Regions from separate parts of the Homo sapiens genome. Here all the other regions are linked to region 4. The links are chromatin loops, found by intact Hi-C in ENCODE. Cell type or tissue: endothelial cell of umbilical vein. All regions are shown on one strand. Links, peaks and the distances in the headings refer to the core of each region. The heading gives the core; the rest is flanking DNA. Region 1 has its middle 14 kb from the start of AMTN. Region 2 holds the start of SULT1B1 (sulfotransferase family 1B member 1). Region 3 has its middle 22 kb from the start of SULT1E1. Region 4 has its middle 37 kb from the start of UGT2A1. Region 5 has its middle 13 kb from the start of SULT1B1.

Region 1 (5,991 bases), core at 580-5,579, 810 kb before region 4:
TACCTTGGTACTATTGACATGCTAGACCTGGTAATTCTTTTCTGTGGGGAACAATCTTGTGCGTCGCAGGATGTTTAGCAGCATCCTTGGCTTCCATCCAACTTGATGCCAGTAACATGCCCCTAGCTATGACGATCAAAAATGTCTCCAGACATTGCCAAATAGCCTGTGTGGGAGGGGGCGCAGCACCATCACTAAGAACCCCTGATCCAGTCTAACACACCATTAGCTCTAACACCATTGCTGAAGTAGCCTTCAAATGAATCTCTTGGCTTTTACCGCTGCCTCCCACTTCCAGGTAGCATGATCTGTGCACAGATTGCTGCAGTAGCTTTTTAACTAGTCCCCTGCTTCCACTCACATTTCCCTGAAGTTCCCTCTCTATCCAGTCCCTATATAAAATGTCAATCAGATAATGTCTTGCCCTACATAAAATCTCCAGTGACTTTTTATTGAATTTTGAGTAAAATACAAACTTGTTACTATGGCCTACAAAATCTTAAATATTTCGTTTCTGTCAACCTTCTCTGGTACTAGTCTTCTTGTAGCTCGTTATGTTCTTGCCACATTGGATTCCTTTCTGCTCTCCTCAAGTGCATCAGGGCCTTTGCTCTTGCTTTTCCCTCTGTCTGAAATCTTTGGCTCCGAGATGTTTGTCTGGCTGGTTCCTTTTCAACCTGTAGGACTTGACTTAAATGTCTTCTTTTCAGAGAGCCCTTTCCCAGCATGCTTTAGTGCCCAAGGAAGTGCTCTCTGTCACTTTCCATCACATCATGCTGCTTATTTCCTTCAAAATACTAATCACCACCTCTAATAACCTTGCTTATATATTATTTACTTGCATATTGTGCACCCTTCCTGGCTAGAATGCAAGTTTCATGAAAATAAGGGCATAGTCTTTTCCACTACTGTCTTGGTGCCTGGCACATAATGGTTGAAAATTCTTGAAAAATATTTATCGAATGAATGAATGAGGCATTTGGTGTGGTGGAAACAGCACTGTAATTAGAATTAGACCTGTTTACACTTCACTTCCGACTTTGTTATTTACTGACTGGAAAGTCACAGGCAAATTAAGGAACGTTGCTAACCTTTAAGTTTTTCATCTATAAATTGGCATTTTCATCTTCACCTTATAGAGTTGACAGTTTGTATGTCTATGAACACTTAGCACCATGCTTGGCTCCTAGTGGATACTTAATATTAATTTTCTGTTTAAGAACTGAGACCCAAAGCTAAGCTGACAGTAGAGTAGTGTCTGTGGGAAGGACATGTTCACTAGGTCACTTTGTTGGTGGCTTTAAGCAACAAAAGGTTACTTCTTCACAAAAGATGAAGGGCTTTTCTCCATCCTTCCTTTATAGCTTCTTGGTTCTCCAGTTCTTGATTACAGTTGCGTTTTCTTAGCACGTGTGGGTTAAGAACAGTTAGCACCACCAGTCAGTTGTTCCTGGGAATCCTGTATTTCTGGAGCTCAACAATTCACTAGAGAATGTACACAGTTCAGATGGGGCTGGGAGCAGCTTATATAACCTGACTTGAGATCCCCACCCTCTCTCTATCATTCATGCTACTAGCTGGAAATTATAATGTTTCTGACATAATATGTACAGCTATTTTGCCCTTTGTTTTCTCATATCGCAATATTCAGATAGCCCATCAATTCTATCTTTGCATAATCAAAAGCAGTTAAATAAAGAAGCAGTTCTTTCCCTAAATGGAATGTTACTCCTTCCAAGGCTCAAACTGTAGCCAGCAAATATATGTATATATGTGTGTGTGTGTGTGTGTGTGTATATATATATATAATTCAGTATATATGTATAATTCTACATGTATACTTCTACATGTATAATTCAATGGAGAAATAAAATCGAACTAGCAATGATGAGTACTATTGCTAATATATGCTCATCACTGATATAAAGTGGAGAAGATAGGTAAAACATTCAAGTGTTCTTTAAGTACTATTTTGGAAGTTATCTGACAAAGTTGTTGTATTTGTCCACAGAAATTATGTAAGGATGCTACTTACTGTTCCTTGTTTTCCATAGTCCCTGGCCAAGGTAAAGTACTATTTACTCTCAGGTAGTTCCTAGGGTTGACAGGTTTGCCTTGGAAGATTAAGGATATGTGACCTGCTGCTTATAGCCTAAAAGAGTGAGCTTCACTTCTAAGGTAGTTGATCATCAGAAATTGTGTGCATAATGTATTATTATTTTGTTTAAGTCTTTTGCTGACGACAATGTTGTTCTGTTTTTAGCATGTCTGTATTATTCTGTATTCTCTGTATGTGCTATTATATATTAGTAATACAGTTAGTAAAAAAATGAGATTGCAGTAATCCTGAGTCACAGCAATTTAAGAAGATGTGATGCAGTGTGATGTTTGCTGTTGCTTTTAAACTCCACATGTTTAGATTTTTAAAGATTGTGCCTTTTAAGGAGACTCGGTGCTTCTCAAACAAAATAAACAAATAAAATAATAAAGCAAGCAAGCCAGGAAACAAACCCAAGTAAACCAAACACCAGTCAAGAACAGTGTCTGCACTTCAGCGAGGCCACCACCAGAGGGTGCCTCTGTCAAGGCCACGCCGTGGGACTGGCGAGGTGGTTTTTCTGAAGTCATATCTGTCTTCGCCAAAAATGGGAATTCTCTATAAAAAGTGAAAAAATCCAATAGTGGTAGGCATGTTTGCAAATTAAAAAGATGCTGAAGCTGCAAGGTGATCATCTTTTTAATCAATATTCTGTAACAGTTTCTGACTTACTTCAAATCAAATTTTCTGGAACTCCTTGATTATAAATTTATGCTATTTATTTTTAACTGAATGGAAGTGTAAACAAGAAGAAAAAATCGATAGGAGACCTATTTAGAAGGTACTCTTTATGGTAAATGTGATGTTTGGATCCGTTAATTCAACTGTATATTTACTGAGTCTTGCTATGTCCAGGCACTGTTTAGCCACTCACTCCATATGACCTAGTGAAGGAGAGAGGGGAGTTTGGCGTGGCTCATTTTCTTTCCGAGTGTGGCACTGCCATCTCCTTTAACTTTTCTCTAGGACCTCCATTCCTATGAATCTGGGTAGTGAACAGAGTTGACTCCAAAAAGTTTAAACCAGAAAATTTACCAAAAAAAAAAAAAAAAAAATCAGGGGAGATTACTCAAGCATATTTTAGGATTCCTGATTTGTTTAGGAACTTTAAATCATAAATTGCTCTTTGCTTTGAAAGCCCAGAGCCACAAGAACAGCCTGCTTAATTTGACTTTTCAATGTTTCCATATAGAACCAAGCCTCCTTGTGGGTGAGGAATGTAGCTCAGGTGCCCAGTCAGAGTGCTAGTTTATGGAAAGTGTGCATTGAATTGACTGTAATATCTTTCCTTTTTTAGCCATTAATGGTCCCTCCAAAAAGGTGTTTATAGTCAAATAAGTTTGGGAGAGGCTGCATATTGCAAAGCTTCTTGGAGATTCACATTGCTTCTTGGCATGTTCAAGGCTCTCACAGGTCCTACCATCAATGAATGGGTTTTGTCTAAGATACTTCAAACTTATTTGATTGGAGAATTTATTTTCATGCAACTACTCTTCTGTGGAATACCTTTTAGGAAACACAAAGCACGTTATCCCTTGAAATGTACTTTTTTTGTGAGTGTAGATATGCTGCATTTGAGGCTTAAGTGAATTCTTTTAGAAGATTTTATTTTTATTTTACATTAATTAATATTTTATTTATTTATCTATTTTGAGATGGAGTCTTGCTCTGTCACCCACGCTGGAGTGCAGTGGTGCAATCTTGGCTCACTGCAACCTCTGCCTCCCAGGTTCAAGTGATTCTTGTGCCTCAGCCTCCCGAGTAGTTGGGATTACAGGTGTGCACCACCACACCCAGCTAATTTTTTGTATTTTTAGTAGAGATGGGTTTCCACTATGTTGGCCAGGCTGGTCTCAAACTCCTGACCTCAAGTGATCTGCCCGCCTCCACTTCCCGAAGTGCTAGGATTACAGGCGTCAGCCACCATGCCTAGCTAATATGCGATTACAGGAGTGAGCTACCATGCCAAGCCTGTTTTCAATTTTTTGAGGGATCTCCATGTTGTTTTTTTATAATGGCTGTATTAATTTACATTCCCATCAATAGTGCACAAAGATTCCCTTTTCTCCACATCCTCACCAACACTTACCTCTTATCATTTTAAGAATAGCCATACTAGGCTGGGTGTGGTTGCTTATGCCTGTAATCACAGCATTTTGAGAGGTTGAGGAGAGACAATCGCTTGAGCCCAGGAGTTCAAGACCAGCATGGGCAACATAACATGACAAAACCCTATCACTATTAAAAAAAAAATACAAAACTTAGCCGGGTGGGGTGGTGCATGCCTGTAGTCAAGCTACCTGGGAGGCTGAGGCAGGAGGCTTGCTTGAGCCCAGGAGGTCAAGGCTGCAGTGGGCCATGATGGTGCTATTGCACTCCAGCCTGGGCAACAGAGTGAGACTCTGTCTCAAAAAAAAAAAAAAAAAAAAAAAGAGTAGCCATACTAACAGGTGTGAGAATCCTTAGCAGAGAAAGCAGCAACTTTCTCTAAAAGAGGTATAAACTTCCTGACAACTGTCAAAGACAAATTGCACTTGATATAATTAAACAGGCTAAGAAGACTATTATCATAGGGGAGAGAGAATAAACTCAGTTTCACTGAAACAAAAGGCAGGAGGGGTTTTAAACCCTCCTGTGAGCTAGTAGCAAAGTACTACAAGTTTAGACGGGAAGTTGGTCAATGTGATTAGACTATCTGTTTGCTAATGAGTTAAGCTAATTAGAGAGTTAAACTCCTATGCTCTCAGAGACTGGGAGATGGGGGGCTATTTTTCTTGATGATGACATTTCAAAAGGATGGTAGTTTGGTCCTTGAGAAAGACATTTTTGGGGCTGTAAGACTGACAAGAGGCTGGGAGATTTATCTACATTTCAAAGGGGCGGAGAAAGATATGCAATCACAATATTTCTAAAATGCTCTAGGACAAGAGAGGTCAAGAGCCTACAGTCAGAAAGAAACCTATTTAAAGTTTAGTTGAGCTGAGGGGATATGTTAAGAACACCTTGGTCACCACCCAGAGTTTCATGGCAGAAGCAAAATATGCAGATGATAATATATTGGTGAGTGAGGATTATATCAATCTTCTGGAAGCTTAATCATTTCTCTCTAGGCCCAGACTTACACATAAATACATGTGTTAGAATAGTCCTATGTGTAACTAGTATGAATAACTCTTGGGGACCACATTACCTGAACCAAGTACAGCCCATCATACTCTAAAATAAACATTACTCAATGTGATTGCTAAAACATAATACATAGATCTTTAGGATCCAAGTACACTTTTGGACTTAATTGCTATTGAATCTAAACAGGGGTTTAGATCTGCCCACCTTGGACTCCCAATGTGCTGGAATGATAGGTGTGAGCCAATGCATCCATAGTTAATATTTTAAAAATAATCTAGATATTAGAGAAGTATATAATATTGTAGAAAGTTAAAATCCCCTATGAATACTTCCACTTTTTCTCAGATAATTTTAAACAATTTGGTATATATTCCTATATATTTAAAAATATACACTTTTTGTATGCTGTATAATAGTTCTCTATACTTTTTAAATCCTATATATTTTAAATACCTATATATTATTTAAATTAACATTTAATATTAATATTTTAACAAAATATAGTAGTACACATATTATTTTTAAACTTGCTTTTTTCCCTCCACTTAATATCTTGGACAGCTCCTTATGTGAGTACATAGCTATATACTTGATTCTTTCCTTCTTTCTTTTTTTTTTTTTGAGATGGAGTCTTGCTCTGTCGCCAGGCTGGAGTGCAGTAGCGCGATCTCGGCTCACTGCAGCTTCCGCCTCCCAGGTTCAAACGATTCTCCTGCCTCAGCCTCCTGAGTAGTTGGGACTTCAGGCGTGTGCCACCATGCCCA
Region 2 (5,991 bases), core at 285-5,284, 71 kb before region 4:
AAATTTCCTGTCCCTCTCACAAGGCTGGTTAATGATTGTGTTTGGGATTTAAAGCCCAGGACTTGTGCTATAGCCCACCCTCTTGCTCACTAGTCCTCTCCCACTGCCTTCAGTGTGTTTTCCTAGCTTCACAAGTTGTGTCTAGGTTAGAATAATCACATTTTTTCACTGATAAATTTACTTAAGGAAGCCTGAGGTACAATTCCACAGGTTTCCAAAATTTGTCAGATTTCAGGCTGTCCGAATGTATTATATTATCTTGCCTATTGAATTGGTTTTAAACTTACACTATAAAATAATTTTCAATAGCAGATTTGTATACACAATTGAAAATATAATTTGTTCAGCTTTTGTTTTCAGTAGTTCACTACTGCAGAAAGTTGACCTATACAGACTCTATGTCTATGGAATGTGTCAGTTGACTGCATGAAGGTTGGTAGGAAGTGGAGGTGGTCTGTGGGAGCCAATGGCTCTATGCGTCATCAAAAGGAGAAAAGAAAATCATAGCTTATAAAATCACAAAATCACATTTAGAAAATAAACAAGTTAGCCTAGAAAGCTAACTTTCTAAGCTAGGGAATCTCAGAAAATTCAAACATTTCAGGTTCTCAATCAAAGAGAGACAGATTGACATACGACTGTCTCAATGCCCTCTATGTGCCTGTTCCTGATTCATTTGGAAGCCTAATGCTTCCCCATAAGGGCAACAAAATACAACTATAATAGGTGCACATAAACCCCTTTTGTCTGTATTCTCTCTTTAATACTCTTCCACCCTCTTTACAAAATGAAAATAAAACAACCCTGACTGGCAAAGATTAGGAATCTGTTGGCAGCATCTTTTTTTTTTTTTTTTTTGTAGTTCTTATTTTATTTTTTTTTTTTCATTGATCATTCTTGGGTGTTTCTCGCAGAGGGGGATTTGGCAGGGTCACAGGACAATAGTGGAGGGAAGGTCAGCAGATAAACAAGTGAACAAAGGTCTCTGGTTTTCCTAGGCAGAGGACCCTGCGGCCTTCCGCAGTGTTTGTGTCCCTGGGTACTTGAGATTAGGGAGTGGTGATGACTCTCAATGAGCATGCTGCCTTCAAGCGTCTGTTTAACAAAGCACATCTTGCACCGCCCTTAATCCATTCAACCCTGAGTGGACACAGCACATGTTTCAGAGAGCACAGGGTTGGGGGTAAGGTCACAGATCAACAGGATCCCAAGGCAGAAGAATTTTTCTTAGTACAGAACAAAATGAAAAGTCTCCCATGTCTACCTCTTTCTACACAGACACGGCAACCATCCGATTTCTCAATCCTTTCCCCACCTTTCCCCCCTTTCTATTCCACAAAACTGCCATTGTCATCATGGCCCGTTCTCAATGAGCTGTTGGGTACACCTCCCAGACGGGGTGGTGGCCGGGCAGAGGGGCTCCTCACTTCCCAGTAGGGGCGGCCGGGCAGAGGCGCCCCTCACCTCCCGGACGGGGTGGCTGGCCGGGCGGGGGGCTGACCCCCCCCCTCCCTCCCGGATGGGGCGGCTGGCCAGGCGGGGGGCTGACCCCCCCCACCTCCCTCCTGGATGGGGCGGCTGGCCGGGCAGAGGGGCTCCTCACTTCCCAGTAGGGGCGGCCGGGCAGAGGCGCCCCTCACCTCCCGGACGGGGCGGCTGGCCAGGCGGGGGGCTGACCCCCCCACCTCCCTCCCGGACGGGGTGGCTGCCGGGCGGAGGGGCTCCTCACTTCTCAGACGGGGCGGCTGCTGGGCGGAGGGGCTCCTCACTTCTCAGACAGGGCGGTTGCCAGGCAGAGGGTCTCCTCACTTCTCAGACGGGGCGGCCGGGCAGAGACGCTCCTCACATCCCGGACAGGGCGACAGGGCAGAGGCGCTCCCCACATCTCAGACGATGGGCAGCCGGGCAGAGACGCTCCTCACTTCCTAGATGAGATGGTGGCCGGGAAGAGGCGCTCCTCACTTCCTAGATGGGATGGCGGCTGGGCAGAGATGCTCCTCACTTTCCAGACTGGGCAGCCAGGCAGAGGGGCTCCTCACATCCCAGACGATGGGCGGCCAGGCAGAGACGCTTCTCACTTCCCAGACGGGGTGGCGGCCGGGCAGAGGCTGCAATCTCGGCACTTTGGGAGGCCAAGGCAGGCTGCTGGGAGGTGGATGTTGTAGCGAGCCGAGATCACGCCACTGCACTCCAGCCTGGGCACCATTGAGCACTGAGTGAAGGAGACTCCGTCTGCAATCCCGGCACCTCGGGAGGCCGAGGCTGGCGGATCACTCGCGGTTAGGAGCTGGAGACCAGCCCGGCCAACACAGCGAAACCCCGTCTCCACCCAAAAAATACGAAAACCAGTCAGGCGTGGCGGCGCGCCTGCAATCGCAGGCACTCGGTAGGCTGAGGCAGGAGAATCAGGCAGGGAGGTTGCAGTGAGCCGAGATGGCAGCAGTACAGTCCAGCTTCGGCTCGGCATCAGAGGGAGACCGTGGAAAGAGGAGAGGGAGAGGGAGAGGGAGAGGGAGAGGGAGAGCGGCAGCATCTTTTAAGAAGAAAATATGCTTTACATTTCTTTAATACATTTATAAGTTAAACTGATGGTCTAAAGGAATGTGCTAGTTTCCCTCTGGTCTTCCTGACTTTCCCAGGCCTTCATAGGTATAACTCAGGGGCAAGAGCTTGGTGGTTGTAGTTGTGTGTAAGTTTGAGACGAGTGCTCTTAAAAAATGGATTGATTTCCACTCATTTCTTGTTTATGTGATTCTGCATACCAAAAGAAGAAAAAACCAAGAGTTGTGGAAATGATTAGAGTATTTGTGTTTCTGATGCCAAAGTAATTAATCATTTCATCTTTAATATGTTTGACATTTAATGATATTAGAAACTCACGTTTATTCCAGATGGAAACATACTGACACATGCACAAACACACACAAAACCAATTTTTATTTCTGTTATGACCAAAATTGTTAGAAGACATTCTTATAAGATATAGAGAAGCAACAATTTTGATCCACTAACCCTTCATGTTCTTTCCCTCTGCATTTCTCAGACACTTTGAAGCTTGCAGAGAGCTTAAAATCTAAACAGCCTGTGCTTGTGCTGACTTATGGCCACCACCCTGAACCACTTCCTGGCTTCCTGGCTTTGCTAGCTGTTGAAACAGTGGAACTTGCCTCATGTGTGTGTATGTGTGTGTGTGTGATTGTGGGTGTGGGTAGTTTAACCTTTTTATATCTTAGCTGCCTGTAAACTCAGTGATTGCTACGTTCAGATCAAACCTTGAACTTTTTTTTTTCTGGTGCCAGGAGCCTTCCTGTGCTCCCCATTGCCTGCCAGAACCACCACCGTTTCCCATGGTTACTCTACAGCAGCTTCACTGCCTGAAAATGAAAACTGAACAAAGGGATTAAATTGTGAGGTAAAATTTGCTTTTCAATTTCTTTCCTTGAAGTTTTGTCCTATCCCCGCAGAATATTGTGTGCCTCAGAACAATTTCTGTTTTGAACATATTTTATAATTAGAAAGTCTTTTGCATAATTCCAATTTTCTTATAGGAAACTTTCATTGTTTATGCTGTCTAAAATCTCTCAAGCTTTCAATGTTCAATTTTATTTTTCTACATTTAGTGGAACTGAAGCATGCAAGGAATGGAGGTCTTCTCAAGAAACTGTAAGCCACTTAAAGAAAAAGAAATCTTTTTCAAGTTTTCGTTTCTCTGCTCCCATCCTTCATCCAGTCCTACTCACATGCATTCATGCACACATATGCACATACACACACCTTTAAGGTGCACTCCAGAATATAAAATATGTCGTTTACCACATTTATTTAAGTAGCTTGATTTGATGTGTATCAGATAGAGCTAAACTTTGTCAGAGTATGACAAATGAAAGAAATTGTTTTTTCTAATTGATGGAAAAATATAGTTTTAATGTAAAATGACTCAGTTTCTTCTAAAACAGGCATTGTTTTTTATTTTTCTCTTTTGTTCCATTAATATTCCTTAAAGTCAATTTTAGACATTTTAATTTTCAGCCTATGGCTCATCTTAAATAGGAAGTCTTGAGATCCCATGTATAATTTACAACTACTTTAAATAGCCTGTTCCTTTCCAATAGGGTTTAAAATATTTTATGAACTAATTTTTAGATTTTAAAGTAAATGTCATTCATAAATCATCTTTCAGCATATCTAGTTTAATTATATTAATTATTTGACATCTTCCAGTCCTCCTCTCCATACTCTTCTCCCCATATAATTCAGAACTCATCATTTATCCACTGGTCATGACGAGGTAATGCTGTTTGATGCCTAATACCCTGTAGCTTCCTGAATTGGACACACCCACTTCCCAGAGGTGACTAGCATATATTCACAAACAGCTGCCTTATTTTCATCTTCCTACTCATTCCATCCTTCTCCGGCAACAATTTTACAGCATGAAGTGCCTGACCTTTTTGTCACGGGGGATTTTCATTGTCAAAGCAAAAATCCCTTCCAATTTGTAAATACTCTTGTTTGAATGAGATAAATCACGGACATTTTTGACTCTGGGTTGGGCCTACGGTAAATTTTCAGTATGATCACATGAACAGAGCTGGGCAAACTAAAGTCCATTCCTGGGTTGCCACTCCCTTTCTGTGTTTCTTTGAGCAGACGCTCTGAAGATCTGTTTCCTAATCTTATCCACAAAATGCAAGTAAGACTTATCATTTCAGGGTAGGTAATGATTAGAGATCATATACATGAAGCACAATCAGTACAATTTGTTTTAAAAGACCCTGAATTCATTTTGATTAAATCATTTACTTACACCCTGTATCATTAGATAATTAAAGGTAGTTTAAAGTCATTTGCTCAAGTTTTAAGTGCAAACAAATTAGTTGAGGATCTTACTAAAATGTAGATTCTGATTCTGGGTTGAAACCTGAGATTCCACATTTCCAACAAGCTCTCCGTTAAGGCCAATAACACATGGGGCTTGTACATGGACTGTAATTTGAATAGAAACTGTAAATCAATTTTATGCATATAAAAGAATAGTACAAATTAAATTAAGATGAATAAATAAAGAAAAGGCAAAGGATGAACCAAGACATGAAATGGAACCAGAAATGATGCTATAAATATATAATATAAGCTACTTGCTACATGGGGAATCAATTTGTCTATATAATTTTAGCAGACAGTATGAAAAGGGTATCAGCTCCCTCAATATTCATTCACTTTTGCATAATATGTGTGCATTATAGGAGTTGGTAAGTAAAGTTATACTGCTACTAAACATTACATTCTGGAGCCGATGAATAGAGACTCATTTATTTTTCTCAATTAATTCAGAATAGACAATTTTTGAAATGAGGTGTGCCATTGATATTTCCCTTTAGATAATTTGGGAAGAAACAACTTGCTAAGAAGTTAATAAAATAAAATGTTTCAGAAAGAGCTATTTCATTCATCATGTGGAAATCAAGTCTAACATCTGAATGTACTATGTTGACTTCTGTGGACTCTGATTCCTTTATATCCAAACTGAGAAGGGGCACTATTCTCAAGATATCAAAAGATTCTGGGTGAGAAGTGGAAATCTCATCATTCATTCATTTCTTCATTCAATTTATTCAATACCAACTTCATCCCAAGTACACTGCTTACAGACTTACTTTCTTTTCTTTCAACTTCCTCCTTCTGCTGACTTCTTGACCATCCACATTAATTGTTCCTTTCTTGAGCTGCTAACATGTTCCACAGTATTTCATGCTGGAGAATCTTTTCTACAAGACTATCTCCACTAACAAAGTATTGCAAAGACTACCTGACATTTTACTGGAAATGGAGGATAACTGAGAAGCATATAGAAGATAAATATTGAATATAATTTTCCTAAAATGCTCCATTCACTCAGCTGTCATTGGCATCCTTGCCCCAGGGTCTCACATGCTCTAAACTTGATTGTGTCTAATCTATTTTGAGACTGCTTCTCCATTAATATCCTCT
Region 3 (5,991 bases), core at 664-5,663, 190 kb before region 4:
CCTCCTGTGTTCACTCTTCTTCCTGCCGCCTTTTGAAGAAGATGATTTGCTTCCCCTTCACCTTCCTCTGTGATTCTAAGTTTCCTGAGGCCTACAAAGCCATGTGAAACTGTGAGTCAATTAAACCTCTTTCCTTTATAAATTACCCAGTATCAGGCAGTCCTTTCTAGCAGTGTGAAAATAGACTAATACAGTTAATTAGTACCAGATGTGGGGTACTGCTATAAAAATACCCAAAAAGGTGGGATGAAATTTGGACCTGGGTAACAGACAAAGGTTGGAATAATTTGGAGGGCTCAAAAGACAGGAAGATGTGGGAAAGTTTGGAACTTCCTATAGACTTGGTGAATGGCTCTGATCAAAATGCTAATAGTGATATGAACAATGAAGTTCAGGCTAAGGTTGTCTCAGATGGAGTGAAGGAACTTGTTGGGAACTGAAATAAAGGTGATGCTTGCTATGCTTTAGCAAAGAGACTGGTGACATTTTGTCCTTGTCCTAAAGATCTGTGGAACTTTCAACTTGAAAGAGATGATTTAGGGTATCTGGGAGAAGAAATTTCTAAGCAGCAAACCATTCAAGATGTGACCTGGGTGCTCTTAAAAGTATTCAATTCATGCATTAACAATGAGATGGTTTGGAATTGGAACTTATGTTTTAAAGGGAAGCAGAGCATAAAAGTTTGGAAAATTTGCAGACTGATGATGCAATAGAAAAGAGAAATCCATTTTCTGGGGAGAAATTAAAGCTGGCAGCAGAAATTTGCATGAGTAATGATTAACCAAAAGTTAATCACCAAGAGAATGGAGAAAATGTCCCCAGGGCATGTCAGAGGTCTTTACCGCATCCCCTCCCATCACAGGTCTGGAGGCCTAGGAGGAGAAAATGTCTTTTTGAGCCAGGCTCAGGGCCTTGCTGCTTTGTTCAGTTTCAGAACTTGGTATCCTGTGTCCCAGCTATGGCTAAAAGTGGCCAATGTACAGCTCAGGGCATTGATTCTGAGGAGGCAAGTCCCAAGCCTTGGTGGCTTACACATGGTGTTGGGCTTGTGGGTATACAGAAGTCAATAATTGAGGTTTGGAAACCTCCCCCTAGATTTCAGAAGATGTATAGAAATGCCTGGATGTCCAGGGAGAAGTTTGCTGCAAGTGTGGAGCCCTCATGGGGAACCTCTGCTAGGGCAATGCAGAAGGGAAATGTGGGGTTGGAGCTGCCACAAAGAGTCCCCACAAGGACATTGCCTAGTGAAGTTGTGAGAAGACGGCTATGATCCTCCAGAACCCAGAATGGTAGATCCACTGACAGCTTGCACTGTGCACATAGAAAAGCTGCAGGCACTCAATGTGAGCCCATGAAACAGCCACAGGGTCTGTACTCTGCATAGCCACAAACTGCACACGGCCATGGGAGCCCACCTCTTGCAACAGCGTGCCATGAATGTGAGACATGGAGTCAAAGGAGATCATTTTGGAACTCACCAAATAACTAACCAGCCAGAATTGGACTTGTATTGGACCTGTAGTCCCTTTGTTTTGGCCAATTTCTCCAATTTGAAATAGGAACATTTACCCAATGCCTGTATCTCCATTGTATCTTGGAAGGAACTAACTTGCTTTTGACTTTACAGGCTCCTAGGTGGAAGGGACTTGCCTTGTCTCAGATGAGACTTGGACTTTTGGGTTAATGCTGGAATGAGTTAAGAATTTGAATTTTTAAGTTAATGCTGGAATGAGTTGATACATTTCAAAACCAATCATGTCTTCCCAAAAGGGGAGTCTTAATTTTTGGGAAGTTAAGCTTTCCCAAAAGGGGACTCTTTATTTCCCTTTTGGGAAGGCATGATTGGCTTTGAAATGTGAAAGGGATGTAAGATTTGTGAGGGGCCAAGAGCGGAATAATATGGTTAGGCTTTATGTACCCCCAAATCTCATCTTGAATTATAATCCCCTTAATCCCTACATGTCAAGAGAGAGACCAGGTGGAGGTAATTGGATCATGGGGGCAGTTTTCCCATGCTGTTCTCAGGATAGTGAGTGAGTTCTTACAAGACATGATGGTTTTATAAGTGTTTGATAGTTCCTCCTGCATTCGTTCTTCTTCCTGCCACCTTGTGAAGAAGTTGTCATTTCCCCTTGAACTTCCTTGATTGTAAGTTTTCTGAGGCCTCCCTAGCCATGCAGAACTGTGAGTCAATTAAACCTCTTTCCTTTATGAATTACCCAGTCTTGGGCAGTTCTTTATGGCAGTGTGAAAACAGACTAATGCAGATAACTTTACCTGATTTTTTCCCTAAATAGAATGTTGTTTCTTCCTTTCTTCTTTCTTCTTTTGAGAAATCTGAGTTGTCATCTAAAACTCAGCTCAAATATTTCCTTTTTCATGGACCCTTTCCTCACTCTTCAGGCTTAGCCATTATTCTGCTCTAAGGACCAGGGAGGCTGGAAGGAAGAGGAATGAGCACAGTACTAAGGGAACTAAGCCATCTGTAGAGCTTACCCTCCCTGCAGGAGTGTTCACAAATAAAAGTACAAATTCCAGTGTGGAGTGTGACAACCTGGAGGGTGATTGTAGGTGTTATTCATGTCTATTGGGGAAAAAAGGTTTCAGGTAGAAAGCCTCTTATAATGGGGATATTTGTAAATAAGTGGGTAGGAGTGGGAAGGCACTGTGTTAGGGTTCCAGATTTCTTTGGTTTTTGAAATAGGATTTTCTCCAGTAATTAGAATGACCAGGAAAAACATCTGATCCTAAAGGAGATGCAGTTGGAGCACACATGAGGTTCTCCTCCAATTAGTACGAAATAGCACAAAATCCCAGTCAAGGATAGGGGCGAGGAGTTGCTTCATGTGGATTAGCACGCTTTTAAAGTTAATCGAAAAGACTAGAGCATAGTGAATTAAGTGATATTTTGAGGAAATGGTCTTAAAATGAGAAAACTGATTAAAAACACTATTCTCTTCTACCAAGCTCTGTCAACTTTACGTCAAGCACTAGAGGAAATAACACCATTGTAAATTAAGGCCTTCTATCTGAAATTGATCAAGAATAGGGAATGTGAATACATTTATTTTTCCTTTTTGTACTTTCTTTGTACTGTGCTGTTATATTCAGTATGACACATTATGGCAGTGTTATTATTATGTGACCTCCTTCAAAATAAAGGTCTACCTTTTACTGAACTGTGTTTTCACTGGCTAGCATAATGTCTGGCATTTAGCTAATGCTAATAAAATGTTTCTTGAATTAATTTTTAAATAGTCTTATATATTTAATTGAAACAACTATTTGAATTGAACAAAAAAAAAGATACTACTCAGACTAATTCACTCTCACAGAACTTGATAAAACACCAGCAAATTAATAGCTTTGACTGTCTCTAAACTTTTGGATCATTTTTGATTTTTCCTTTGCTCCAAGCCAGAAATCCAAAAATGAAATAACATTGCCTAGTCAATCTGCCTGCAGATATTGAAATGTGCCACTAGAGAGCAGCAGGATACTGTGCTGCCAGCATAGTCTGAAGCCTCAGTCTGTTCTGGGGTTGATCAGATGACACAGTCTTCAACAGAAAATTATTCTACTGCTTTATATAGATGAACAATTATTTATAGAATTAAAATATATAATTTTTGCCTAAGGAGTCCATTTTTACATAATTTGTAATTGGTAAGTGGTTTATTTTTATTTTTTTACTGACATAGCATCAGTTTTGTTCAGCTGTTTGAAAAAAAATACATAGACCATGAAAGGAAAAAATAATAATTAAGTGATTAAGAAGTGGAAGGGTTCTTTTTATTTCACATATTACAGTAATATTTTTAGCTTCTATGTTCTTTTTTATTTTTCTACAATGACAACATATGTATTTTGTAATTAAAATGTAAATATCAGGGAAATAATTAAGACATTTTGGTGTCACTTTGCTTGCACTGGTTGAGACTGGCCAAATCTGATAGCAAAGAAATGAAGAGAAGAAGGGCAGAAAGAGAACTCACTAGTGAACAATGTCACCTGAGCTCCTAAAGTTGCAAAGCTCACATTGAAATGGAACTGCTAGTGCAAGAGCTTTCAATCAATCACAGAACCACCTGACAGAACAAATGCTGGACAAAAACCAACCATTTGTAAAAGCAATATGACAACAACAATAATGACAAAAGATAAAATACCCTTCCCCATATAGGTAGGATCATATAAGACTTCTCTGAAAAAAAAAAATTGAAGCCTACAGAAGGATGAAAACTAAGCCTTGAACAATTGAGAGGTATGACGATTGTATATAGGAAGATATAAACTCATACAGATGACAAGTCTTCCTAAATTAATTAATAAAACAAAAGCAATAAAAGCAAAAGATTTGTTTTATATTTTAATTAGACATGCTGATTCCATGTTCATACAGAAAAATCAACAAGAATGGCCACACTTAAGCTCTTTCAAGGAGGCCCCTAATTCAGGTCTCACAGTCTCACATGGTTGCAGGCACACCTTGTCTTCTTACCCCTTCAGGCCAGGAGTGGTGATGGCTTCCTACCAAAGCCAGTCCCTGGGGTTCTTAGCACTTCTCACCACTTTCTTTATCTTGTCTGTACTTTCATGAATAGTTCCTTCATTAAACTATCTTCAACCAGATCCTGTTGAGTGAAATTATATTCCTGCTTGGCCACAGTAAGGTTTTTTGTTTATTTATTTGTTTTGTTTTTGTGAACTTGGAGTAGGGAAGGCTTTTCTATTCAGAGCTCAAAATCAGACACCACATAAGAACCTTAGATAAGATTGACTACATAAGATCAAAACATTTCACAATGTCTGAACTAACGTACACCCCACCAACAGTGTATAAGCATTCCTTTTTCCCTGCAACCTTACCAGCACCTGTTATTTTTTGACTTTTTAATAATAGCCATTCTGACTGGTGTGAGATGGTATTGCATTGTAGTTTTGATTTGCATTTCTCTAGTGATCAGTGATATTGAGCTTTTTAGACAGTGTAGCAATTCCTCAAAGACCTAAAGACACAGATACTATTTGTCCCTGAAATCCCATTACTGGGTATATACCTAAAAGAATATATATTGTAATATTATAAAGACACATGCACTTATATGTTCATTGCAGCAACAGCAAAGACATGGAATCAACCCAAGTGCCCATCAGTGATAGATTGGATAAAGAAAATATGGTACATACACACCATGGAATATTATGCAGCCATTAAAAAAGAATGAGATCATGTCCTTTGCAGGGACATAGATGGAGCTGGAGGCAATTATTCTTAGCAAACTAATGCAGGAACAGAAAATCAAATACCACATGTTCCCATTTATAAGTGGGAGCTAATGATGAGAACACATGGACACATAGAGGGGAACAACACACACTGGGGCCTATTGGAGGGCAGAGGGTAAGAAGAGGGAGAGGATCAGGAAAAATAACTAATGGATACTAGGCTTAATACCTAGGTGATGAAATAATCTGTACAACAAAACCCCATGACACACATTTAGCTATGTAACAAACCTGCACATCCTCACATGTACCCCTGAACTTAAAATAAAAGTTAAAAAAACAAAAAATAAAAAAAATCTGACAGGCAAAAAATGAAATTAAATCAAAACTCTTTGCATTGTAAAAAATCAATTCAAAAGTAAAAAGATATGTGATAAATGAGACTAAATATCTGTAACTCTTAATATGGAGTAAGGAGTAATGCTTCTAGTACATAACATAGCTCCAAAAAATCAATCAGGAAAAGACAACAACTAAAGAGAAATCTGAAAAAGAATGTAAAAAAAATGTAGAGAAAAAGAAAGGCAGATGGCTTTTAAACACATGAATACCTGTTCAACCTCACTCACAGTAAAATAAATGTTAGTTAAAACTATGCTAGGTAACATTTTTCTAACAAATTGTCAAAAAAATTAAACAATAATAACACTTTATTACAACTCCTATAAAAGACAATTCATGAATATCTAGAAAAATTACAAC
Region 4 (5,991 bases), core at 469-5,468:
AGAAAACTTCAGGCCAATATCCCTGATGAACACAGAAGCAACAATCCTCAACAAAATACTAGCAAACCAAATCCAGCAGCACCTCAAAAAGCTACTTCATCATGATGAAGTAGGCTTTATTCCTGGGATGCAAAGTTGGTTCAACATATACAAATTAATAAATGTGATTCACCCCATAAACAGAATTAAAAGCATAAGCCATATGATCATCTCAGTAGACACAGAAAAAGGCTTTGATAAAACCCAACATCCCTTTATTGTAAAAACCTCAACTAATAGGCATTGAAGGAACATATGTCAAAATAATAAGAGCCATTTATTACAAATCCACAGCCAACCTCAACTGAATGGTAAAAGCTGTAATCATTCCACTTGAGAACTGGAATAAGTTAGGAATGGCCACTCTCATCACTCCTATTCAACATAGTGCTGAAAGTCCTAGCCAGAAAAATCAACCAGATAAAATAATAAAAGGCATCAAAATAGGAAAAGAATAAATCAAACTATCTCTCTTTGTTTTGATATTATTCTTTACCTAGAAAACCTTAAAGACTCCATAAAAATGTTCCAAACTGATAAATGACTTTAGTAAAGATTCAGGATAAAAAACCAATGCACAAAAATCAGCAATTTCTATATACCATTAACCTCCAGGCTGAGAACCAAATCAATAACACAATACCATTTACAATAACCAAAGGAAAATGAAACATCTAAAAATACAGCTAACCAAAAATGGTCAAAAATGTCTACAAGAATAATTACAAAACACCACTGACAGATATCAGAGATGATAGAGATAAATGGGAAACATTCCATGCTCATGAGTTCAAAGAATGAATATCAAAATGGTCACACCACTCAATGCAATTTATGGATTCAATAATATTCTTATAAAACTCCCAAAATCATTCTTCACAGAATTAGAAGAAAGTAAACTATTCTAAAATTCATATGGAACCAAAAAAGAGTGTGAATAGCCAAGGTAATTCTAAGCCAAAGAACTAAGCCAGAGGCACTATACTACCCAACTTCAAACTACATTATAAGGCTACAGTAATCAGAACAACTCGGTACAGTTACAAAAACAGACACATAGACCAATTGAGTAGAAAAGAAACTCACTATTAAAGCCACCCACCCACAAGCATCTGATTTTCAACAAAGGCAGACAAAAACAAGAAATAGGGTAAGAACTCCCTATTCTGTAAATGGTGCTGGTATGACTGATTAGCCACATGCAGAGGAATGAAATTGGACCCATATATTTCACCCTATACAAACATTAACTCAAGATGGATTAAATATTTAAATGGAAGACTTCAAACTATAATAAAAATTTAAATGGAAGACTTCAAACTATAAAAATATTTGAAGAAAACCTAGGATATAATTTCTTGTCAAGGGCCTAGGTAAAATATTTTTGGATAGGTCTCCAAAAGCAATTGCAACAAAAACAAAAATTGGCATGTGGGACATAATTAAATTAAAGAACTTCTGCACCATAAGAGAAACTATCAAGAGATTACACAGACAATGTATGCCAAGTATATACACTGCTGAATTGACAGACTTTTCAATGAATGGTGCTTGGAAAACTGTATATCTGTATGCAGAAAAATGAAACTAGACCCCTATCTCTTGCCATATATAAAAATTAAATAAAGGAGGATTAAATATTTAAATGTAATACCTCAACCATGAAAATACAATAAGAAAATGTTGAGGAAACACTCTAGGACAGTGTTCTGGGAAAATATTTCTTGAGTAAGACCTCAAAAATACAGGTAACCAAAGCAAAAACGGACAATGAAATAGCATCAACCTAAAAAGCTCCTGTACAGTGAAGTAAACAAACAACAAAGTGAAGAGACAGCCCACTGAATCTGAGAAAATATTTGCCAAGTGCCCATCTGACAAAGAATTGATAAGCAGAATCTATAAGGAGCTCAAACAACTCAGTAGGGAAAAAAAATTGTCAATTTTAAAAATGGGTAAAAGATCTGAATGGATATTTCTCAAAAGAAGAATGGCCAACAAGTATATGAAAAAATGCTCAACATCACTAATCATCAGAGGAGTGCAAATAAAATCTATAATGAGATATCTTATCCCAGTTTAAATGTCTTTTACTCAAAAAAGTAGGCAATAACAAATGGCGATGAGGATGTGGAAAAAGGGGAACCCTTGTACACTGTTGCTGAAAAAGTAAATTATTACAACCATTATGGAAAACTGTGTAGTTTCCTCAAAAAACTAAAAATATGACTACCATATGGTTCAGCAATTCTACTGTTTGGTATATATCCAAAGAAAGGAAATCAATATATTTAAGAAATATGTGCACATGCATGTTTAATGCAGGACTATTTACAATAGCCAAGAGGTGAAATCAACATCCATTTCCACCAATGGATAAACGGATAAGGAAATCCTGGTACATAATACACAATGAATTATTATTCAGCCATAAAAATTATGAAATCCTGTCATTTGCAATAACATGGAGTGTCCTCCAGTTACGTTAAATTAAATAAGCCAGGCACAGAAAGAAAAATATTGCATGTTTTCACTCTTATGTTGGAGCTAAAAACAAAAATTAACTCATGGACATACAGAGTAGAAGGATGGTCACCAGAGGCTGGAAAGGGTGGTGAGAATGGGGGGTATAAAGAGGGCGTGGTTAATGGCTACAAAAATCAAGTTAGAATAAATAAGATCCAGTGTTTGGTAGCATAATAAGGTGACTATAGTAAACAGTAAGTTATTGTATATTTTAAAAGAACTAAAAGAGTTGAACTGAAATTTTCCCAACACAAAAAAAGATAAATGCTTGAGGCGATCGGTATCCCAATTACCCTTATTTGATCATTATACACTTTACACTTGCATCCAAAACAACATGTACCCCATAAATATGTGCAACTATTATGTATCCGTAATAATTAAAACTAATCTTTTTATCTTCTAACTAGAATATGCAACAGTTCATTAAGGGAAATAATAAATGGAAAAGTGCAAGCTGTAAATTCTCTGTTTAGCTAGGATTGTAGCTTATCATTACTACACAAATCTAAAACTAATGACACTTTGAAATTTCTTTGCCAAAGATTTTTATTTTTTTGGAATAGTCGTCTTTAAGTTTCATTGTCCCACTTGAAATTACCTTCTGTGTATGTGGCATCTCTAATTAAAGATAGTGGAGTAAAGAAACATATGCATAAGTTTTTGCCCATGCTTTTCTTACTACTGTTTTGTAGTTAAAATGTAAGTGAATAAGAAATATGTAATTGGTGAAAATGGAACATAATTCCAGTTTGCATTTGCCAGGGATTCCTCAACTTCTCTGATTTTGATTTCTTCATCTATAGCATAAAGTTAGGAATAGACAACTTTTGCTAGGGTTCAACATGAAACTGTGTAAAAGCACTTTCGAAACTGTAATATTAAAATCTACATCCTTTAGGATATGCTGCCCTCATGTGGATGATGATTGATAGTGCTGAATAAGTATGATGAGTCCAAATTATTAGGAATTTAATAATTTTGTTGATGGCAAAATGATAAAGTTTCATCTAAATATATATATATATATCCAAAACAGAGATGAACACACACAATATATTTATTAGGAAATTCTGTGGTTATTCTCCAAGCACTAGTTTTTTTTTATATTTATCAAGACTTTTTCAGGTTAGAGTTAGTGCTATTTATAAATTAAAACAAAGATATAAATACATTAAAAGTTTAAGCAGATTTCATTAGCAACATATCGGCTCCATTAATAGGTTTAAAATAATTTTAAACAGTAAAATGACACAATTTTTATTCAATACTATATATTAAAACTTCTAAAACTATTTCCACTAACATCTAATTAATATCCAGGATTATCTGATATAATTTTCAAGATCATTGAATTAAAATATAACTAGGTTTCAAAATAATGCTGGAAAATATTATTGTCTGATCTAAAAATGTTCAATACCTAGTTTCCTGAGGAAGTAACAAAGGTAACACAATAAAAATAACAACAACAACAAAATGATAAACAAGACATTGTAATCCTAGCGTTATTGTGTTTTAATAAGCCGTTTGGAAATCACTCACATTTGATTTTAAATGAGAGATAATTTTACAGGCCTTAAGAATTTATTTGTTCAAAGTCATTCAATGAAAGGTCTAAATAGATTCAAATTACAGAATAACTTGATTGCAGATTTTTATATAGTTTGTATCCATGTTGTATAATCATCATAATTCTATGAGAAAATATCATTTCACAGAAAAATAAGCCTGTGGGAAAATGTGTGTGTGTGTGCCTATGTGTGTGTGTGTGTTGTGTATGTACGTTGAAGGGGGAAGCATGTACTGAATTTGATAGAACTGATTATATTTCACTTGAAAATATTTTTGAGACATCAAATTAAATAGAGTTAGAAATTCCAGGAACTCAAATTCATCAATATAGTTGAGAAATTCTACCAAAGTTTGGCAAAAATATTGTCACATGAGAACAGTTTTAAAAAGCACAAAAATATCTAGGCAAATTCTAATACATTTCTAAGTGTATTGATTCAAATGATCTTTTGCTATTCCTGCTGCCAAAAATAAATTTATTTTAGCCCTGCGGTAGTTGCATGATTATATAAAAATAGAGCACAGTTAAGTGAACACTTTCAAATGTTTCCATTTGCACCCCCAAAAAGGAAAGTATGTAAAGACTAAAACATATTGTCCATTAATTCCTGAAGCCCTTAATGTAGTAAAACCTTCATGCTTTTCAGATTGAGCTTTGAATAAAATTTCTTAAAAAGGTACTTCAAACTTTAATTGACTCTATTAAGCAACAAATGTAGAAAAGTCTTAAATGTAGCCCAATACCCTTATTGATTAAAAAATAGCAGTGAAATTTCTTAATCAGATGAAAAATATGAAACAACAGCTATTAAACAAAAAGAAAAAATAAAACAAGGAAACTACCTTGAGGAAATAATCTACTTAATAATGAATGATTAGAATAATTTTTAAAAATCAGGATCAAGACAAAGATGTTCTTTAACATCTCTCCAATTTAACGTTGAATTTGATGTTTTAATTAATGCAATATACATATTTATGTTTTTCTAAAACAAATTGCTGAATTATTCAAATCAGAAAGTCTATCAGAATTGCTATATATGAAACTAATATACAAAAGTAAATTGCAATCTTACACACAAATAACAATCAGAAATTTTAAAATCACTGAATGAGACACTACAAATAATACAATATACCTATTAATAAATGTAACATAAAAAGATTCTAGTAATTCTAAAACAAATTATCCAATGGTTAATTCTGTGTTTGTATGAACTTTATTTCTAAAATCTGTGAAATAAATAATCGGCTTGATATGGTTTGGCTGTGTCCCCACCCAAACCTCATCTTGAATTGTAGTTCCCATAATCCCCACGTCATGGGAGGGACCAGGTGGAGGTAATCGGATCATGGGGGCGGTTTTTGCCATGCTGCTTTCCTGAGAGTGAATGAGTTTCACGAGATCTGATGGTTTTATAAGCACCTGGCATTTCCCCTGCTTGCACTCATTCTCTCTCCTGCCCGCCTGAGAAGAGGTGCCTTCCGCCATGATGGTAAGTTTCTTGAGACGTCCCCAGCCATGTGGAAACTGAGTCAGTTAATACCCTTTCTTTATAAATTACTCAGCCTCGGGTATTTTTTCATAGTAGCGTGATAATGGACTAATACAGGGCTCAAAATAGCCAAAATACATTTTAAGGACAAAGTCATACTCACCTGAACAGCTAATAAGGTAAATAATAAATAATAACACTTAAGTAATAATATAGTGTGGTAACAACACAGGGATGGAAAACTAGCATATAAAGAAAGGTAGAGACCTAATCATATATGTATAGCTAATATGTCACTGCATTTCATACCACTGGGAAATGGGAAAAATTATAGATTGCTTAATTAATGACCTGA
Region 5 (5,991 bases), core at 354-5,353, 83 kb before region 4:
GCCAGTCACAGTGACATTCTCATAGAGATACAGTCCCTACTGTCATGAACAATGTTCTTTGTGAGCATGACTATATCTGGGTCATTAAAAGTTCTACTAAATAGCCTATTTTGCCTCATAACCCACTGCTCAGAAGCCATCTTCATTGTTCTGGCTTCTCCTGTTACTTAATGAGAAAGTGAATGCAAAAATAATAATTACAAAATACTATACTTGCATAATACTGACCATCAGTGATAGTACTAAGTGCTTCACAAGCATTATCTTTGAAAATATGCGCACCATCTCTGTGTATTAGGTATAGTATCATCCCCATTAATATATAATAAAATGATTTATTTCAGTTTTAGTAAAATTAAGGTGATATTATGTAGTACAGCTGTTGAGCTTTCCAAGTTTACATTAAATAACTTAAGATACATGAGACCTTTTAGGTTTCTGTATATTTTTAAAGAAATAAAGAGGTGGGTCTAGAGTTAATTTTGTGTCACCTGGCTATACAATGTTTAACTGACATAGGTGGTTTAATATATACCCTGTACCTATCATAGTGTACTCATAAAATAATAAACTTTAACCAGTAAATAAACACAGAATAGTGATTCAGACTTCTAGCATAGCTAGCCCATTTTTAATCTTTCCTGAAGAGCTGTAACTTCATGGCCAGTATCTCCAAAGGTGAAGAGTTAACAGAGGGAGGAGTAATGGGGTAAAGGTTGGAGATATTAAAGCGCAAATTACATGTTAATACAAATATAATTTTTATGTTTTACTGAAGCCACCTAAGAGATCTCAGGGTAAAAACACACTCTTTTAAGAGAGCTTTTGTTGTTTCTTTTTCGTGAAATGGAAACCACAGGCAGATATATGGGCAATAGAGGCAGCTGCTCACCTTTCCTAAGGCTATGAAAAGAATAAAAGGGCCATCTGTGTCTCCCCTTGCTTCTTCCTAACCTTGGCATAAAAAGGAGAGGTAGTCCTGCAACTCAATCCCTTTTATGGTAAACAAGAAGCAGGTGAGCCTCCCTGTATTTTTGTGAGTTAGAGTGTGAATGTTGGTCTGATTCCCAAGAAAGTAGTAACTCTCTTATCCTCTTTTTTTCTGCTGAGAAAAGGATTGTGAGTGTATGTGTGCTGTAGGTAGAACTGCGTGTGTATAAGTGGGGAAAAAGAACATATGTATAAATGGGCATAAGGTAACGAGCTTTGTTATTTCCTTCTCCAGGGGCAAGAAACAGGCCAGAAGTAAATAGAAAAATTATAGCCCTCAAACAGGTCTTCTTTCTTTGGCAGCTAAGAAAGTAAGCACTCATGTAATTCCCAAGATTACTACAATTTTGGTACTGAGACATTCATTGTCTAGTGTTCTGTAGACTCATTTTTATTAACAATGAGAAAGAAAGAAAAAAATACATACCCATTTGCTTAGCCCCAAGAACCTTGTCTGGCCTAACCAGATACCTCTCCCTTTCTTGAGAAAGAAGTGAATATATTGGTTGGTGGCAGTTGTGTATGAGAATTTACTTTTGTGCTCATTTTGGTTTCAATTGTGTTTACACAACAAGCAACAAGTAGGTTGGAGAATCTTGATCTGAACTCAAGTCTGTCTTTCTGATACTGGAGTTCATGATCTCACCACTGTACTGTTTCCATTGAAGGTTGATTAGTTGGTTTGGGGTGAAATAAATAATTAGAGATAAAACAATTGTGATAACAATTACATGATTGTATTTACCAGGTACAATTGGCTCAATAAAATTAATCTGTTTTCTATACCTAGGACTAAAAACTCCTATTATATGTCACATAACTCTGTGATTATTAACATATTCCTAACAGCCTTTCATTTAGAAATACCTTTACTGAGTACATTCTAAAGGCTAGGATCAGTCTTAGTCTATAGTACCAGTGTTACAGAAAAGGGGTCCCAATCCAGATCCCAAGAGAGGGTTCTTGGCTCTCACACAAGAAAGAATTCAGGCCTAGTCCACAGCACAAAGCAAAAGCAAGTTTATTAATAAAGTAAAGGAGGCTGGGCTTTGGTGGCTCACACCTCTAATCCCAGCACTTTGAGAGGCCGAGGAGGGTGGCTCACTTGAGGTCAGGAGTTTGAGACCAGCCTGGCCAACATGGTGAAATCCTATCTCTACTAGAAACACAAAAAATTATCCAAGCGTGGTGGTGCTTGCTTGTAATCCTGTTACTTGGGAGGTTGAGGCAGGAGAATCGCTTGAACCCAGGAGACAGAGTTTGCTGTGAGCTGAGATCATACCACTACACTCCAGCCTGGATGACCAAAAAAACAGAAAAAAAAGAAAAGTTTTTTTAAAAAAAGAAAGTGAAGGAATAAAAGAATGGCTACTCCACAGCCAGAGCAGCCCTGGGGGCTGCTGGTTGCCCATTTTTCATTTTTGTAGTTATTTCTTGATGATATGCTGAACAAGGGGTGGATTATTCATGCCTCACATTTTCAGACCATATAGGGTAACATCCTGACATTGCCACGGCATTTGTAAACTGTCATAGCACTGGTAGGAGCATAGCAGTGAGGATAACCAGAGGTCACTCTCGTCACCATCTTGGCTTTGGTGAGTTTTAGCCGGCTTCTTTACTGCAACCTGTTTATCAGCAAGGTCTTTATGAACTGTGTCTTGTGCCAACTTCTTATCTTTTCCTGTAAGTTAGAATGCCTTAACTGTCTGGGAATGCAGCCTGGTAGGTATCAGTCTCATTTTACCTAGCTCTTATTTAAGCTGGAGTTGCTCCAGTTCACATGCCTCTGACATTTACCCCCTCCCTTTTATAGGAGAACCCTTTATCCTAAGAGAGCAGAGGGATGAAGATCCATCTTCTGTAACTTTTTCTGCTGAATAAAGGTGATGATATTCCTGCCTAACCATGAGGGTCTCTTGTGTTTAGAATAGAGAGGAGCTCAGTCAGAAAGTGTTGGTATGGCTAGTGCCATATATAACTCCGAATTCTGACAAAAGGTGATTACTGGAAGATTAATAAGTTTTCAATATAATACAACATTCAACATTGTCCTGAATACCTATGCAAAGACTAAAACAGCAATATATTCCACAACAGTAAAGCAAAATAAGTAAAATTATCCCAAGTAAATTAATTAGTGGGCTTTCCATGAACTGGGCAATTGTTGGAACCAAGCTGATATGGGTTTGCTAGGTGACTCCAGTATATGCCCGGTATAAGAATACTGATTCAGATTTTTACATAACTGATTCCTCTTTTTTTTTCTGAGCCGCAGTTAGAGATCACTGGTTTGTTCACAGGAATATGCAGGATTACCATAAATTGCAGAAACATATTTAAAAACAACTGAGGAGACTAGAATCTAAGAGCAAATATACCATAGTTCTTCAAACATAATATTTCTCTCTCCAGTTTCCTATTTTTACTAAAGACAAATCGTGGTGAGACTGATTTGCCTTATTATATTTTGCCTGATTATTTGTATAAAGTGCAGCAAGAATAATTAATTTTCACATAGGCTTCTCAAAATTGGTTTTGATGAAACCCTATTCTATAGAAAGAATCTCAGATAAGATATTTTTGAAGTTGAGTCCTGCTATTTGTACCCTCAAATACCTAAGAGTTGGGTAAATTCCTCTCCCCTTGGGGCCTCAAGATAACCTGTGGCTCTTGGACCTGTTCAAAAGTGAGATTCTTGGTCAGGCATGTTGGCTCATGCCTGTAATCCCAGCATTTTGGGAGGCCAAAGTGGGCAGATCACCTGAGGTCAGGAGTTCGAGACCAGCCTGCCCAACATGGCAAAACCCCGTCTCTACTAAAAATACAAAAAATTAGCTGGGCATGGTGGTGTATGCTTATAATCCCAGCTACTCAGGAGGCAGGAGAATTGCTTGAATCTGGGAGGTGGAGGTTGCAGTGAGCCGACATTGTGCCACTGCACTCCAGCCTGGGCGACAAGAGTGAAAATCCATCTAAAAAAAAAAAAAAACAAAAGTGACATCCTTTAATTACCACAGGTCAGAGACCCTGTACAGGGACTGTGTAGGGAGTCCAGTTCCCCAAAGGGCTTTTACTGACTTTACAACTCAAGTTTGATTCCTTAAAGGAAAGCACACCATTCCAGTCAAAGCCTTGATAAAATAATTTCTCTGTGTCTTGTTGAAAAAAAAAACAGATTCTTATTGCACTTATGCAAATAATTATAGTGCCATAAATTAAGATAAAAATAGTTTCCAAATTCTGGAGAAATCAGGTAGAGAGAAACAAATATACACCAAATTTTGTTTACAGAAGTACACTTTACTCAATTTCTACAAGCTGTAAATAGCTCAAAGGTTTCCTTGACTCTGAAGAAACGAAACAAAAGATCAGCAATATTTTAAGCAGAAAGAGTTAAAAAGTTTACTTCAGTTTTCTATTGGTTCAGTTAATTCAGTTTACTCTTATTCTGCTTGATATTCATAAACATTTCAGCTTTCCTTGAGTATTGAAAGTTTTCCCCTCTATTCTAATGTCATAATTACCAGTTATCAGAAACCTGCATTCAAGAACACCTGCTAGAGTTCTATAGCTGATTATAAACCCAGCTTCTAAAGAGGGTTAAAACAACAATTGTTTGTAGATGACAAAACATCTTAGGACAGCCACTATTAAAGTCACAATTGATAAGGAAATTTGGTTACTTCTGTGGCACGTAACAATTTTACATAATAATTATAACTATTAATAATGTACCCTAAGTCATATTAGAATTATAGGAGTTTCCCAATATTATGGAACATATACCAATAACATATTTATACAAATATAGCCCAAAGAAAGCCAAACATCATTTCATATTTGACAATGCTTCTTGTATGATTTTTACACAAAATAAGCCAAATTTCACTGTTCTATTAGTGCATTATGTATGTCAAACTCAATTCTTAATAAAACTTTATAGATAAATCTGTCCAATCTTAAACAGCTTGACCATAAGGTAAGACTCTCGTAAACTTTTTACAACCCTTTACAATTTTGTTAAAGAGCAGATCATAAGCAGGTTTTTGCTCTCAGAAAAACCTGTTATGCTTTTATTTCAATGTTCAGTTTACAGAAAAACTGAATAATATCCCTTTAACTTTAGCCAGTATGTTCACAGAGTTTCTTTTACAATTATTTTCTTTCATAAACCTTCCACAACTTGTGCAAACCTTTAGCTTTATTCTATTTAACCTAAAACCATCCTTTAACCCTTGAATTTAGGCAGGAAATCCATTCTCATGCCTTCTTATAATCTTTTACCAAAAACACACTTCACTTTCCTTACATGCCTTGCATGCAGAACTGTTTCTTCAGTAGTCTTAATTACATGTTACACTGTTAACTCTTAGGGACTTTTACTTTTAGTGAAAAGTTGTTAAGTCCAGGATTTTAATTATGTAGTATGTATGGAGCCTAGGGCAGCATCCGGAAGTACAGATAAGGCCTACTTTTTCTAGCATTTAACTCCATGTGTCCCAGGCCTTACCTAGCTGTAAAGCAGGCAGGTTGTACAACTAAGAGTCATAGTGGCATTTAATTAAACATTTAGGAGGTTTAATCACCTTTAAATTGTACAACATTTCTTGCATAAATTCCCTTCTTTTAAACAAACAGTTACTTTAAGACAAGAATGTGCCATACAAGATCCTTTCTTATATAAAATCTCTTTACTTTACAAACTTCTTTGCATAGCTAGGAGGCATGGCTTATTCCATATGTCCCCAAACCTTATCTAGAATATAATGGTCTGAAATAAACTGAACAATTTTCAAGAGTCAAAGAAGCAGTTTATGACTTTAAAGCATTTAGCAAACTTAATATCTGAACTGCCTGATTTAAATCAAAAGTTTATATTTTTGAAGATACTTCTATTTTACCAATAATCTTTAAAGGTATCATTATTTCCCAAATATTAATTAAGGCGCATGAACTAAATAAAAGGCATTACACTTTTTACTTTTCTGACAAAATATT

Evidence for each region. A loop is a pair of places that touch in the nucleus more often than their neighbours do. Peaks named below come from ENCODE experiments on the same cell type or tissue, not always from the same donor. Only the 100,000 strongest peaks of a DNase experiment are listed, where the experiment ranks them.
Region 1: it touches region 4 in a loop (17-fold over the local background); 41 of 110 quality-filtered maps call a loop at or near these places.
Region 2: it touches region 4 in a loop (3-fold over the local background); 3 of 110 quality-filtered maps call a loop at or near these places.
Region 3: a loop joins it to region 4, with 16 times the contacts of the local background. A loop is called at or near these places in 75 of 110 quality-filtered maps.
Region 5: a loop joins it to region 4, with 8 times the contacts of the local background. A loop is called at or near these places in 4 of 110 quality-filtered maps.

The regions. Positions count from the first base shown.
Region 1 is chr4:70,501,915-70,507,905 of GRCh38, reverse strand. No RefSeq gene overlaps it. Among named protein-coding and RNA genes, the nearest start is that of AMTN, 14 kb to the left of the region's middle. In endothelial cell of umbilical vein, for the core only: a CTCF peak has its summit at 2,560 (motif pointing right); a DNase peak (open chromatin) is centred at 2,575.
Region 2 is chr4:69,757,880-69,763,870 of GRCh38, reverse strand. SULT1B1 (sulfotransferase family 1B member 1) reads left to right here and starts at 3,251. Exons shown (of 8, transcript NM_014465.4): 1 at 3,251-3,412. In endothelial cell of umbilical vein, for the core only: no CTCF peak of the experiment used is centred there; DNase peaks (open chromatin) are centred at 3,200 and 4,530; H3K4me3 peaks cover 1,518 bases; H3K27ac peaks cover 3,545 bases.
Region 3 is chr4:69,878,860-69,884,850 of GRCh38, reverse strand. No RefSeq gene overlaps it. Among named protein-coding and RNA genes, the nearest start is that of SULT1E1, 22 kb to the right of the region's middle. In endothelial cell of umbilical vein, for the core only: a CTCF peak has its summit at 3,466 (motif pointing right); a DNase peak (open chromatin) is centred at 3,480; H3K27ac peaks cover 430 bases.
Region 4 is chr4:69,687,199-69,693,189 of GRCh38, reverse strand. No RefSeq gene overlaps it. Among named protein-coding and RNA genes, the nearest start is that of UGT2A1, 37 kb to the right of the region's middle. In endothelial cell of umbilical vein, for the core only: a CTCF peak has its summit at 3,470 (motif pointing left); a DNase peak (open chromatin) is centred at 3,299; H3K27ac peaks cover 321 bases.
Region 5 is chr4:69,770,313-69,776,303 of GRCh38, reverse strand. No RefSeq gene overlaps it. Among named protein-coding and RNA genes, the nearest start is that of SULT1B1, 13 kb to the right of the region's middle. In endothelial cell of umbilical vein, for the core only: no CTCF peak of the experiment used is centred there; a DNase peak (open chromatin) is centred at 2,593; H3K27ac peaks cover 2,485 bases.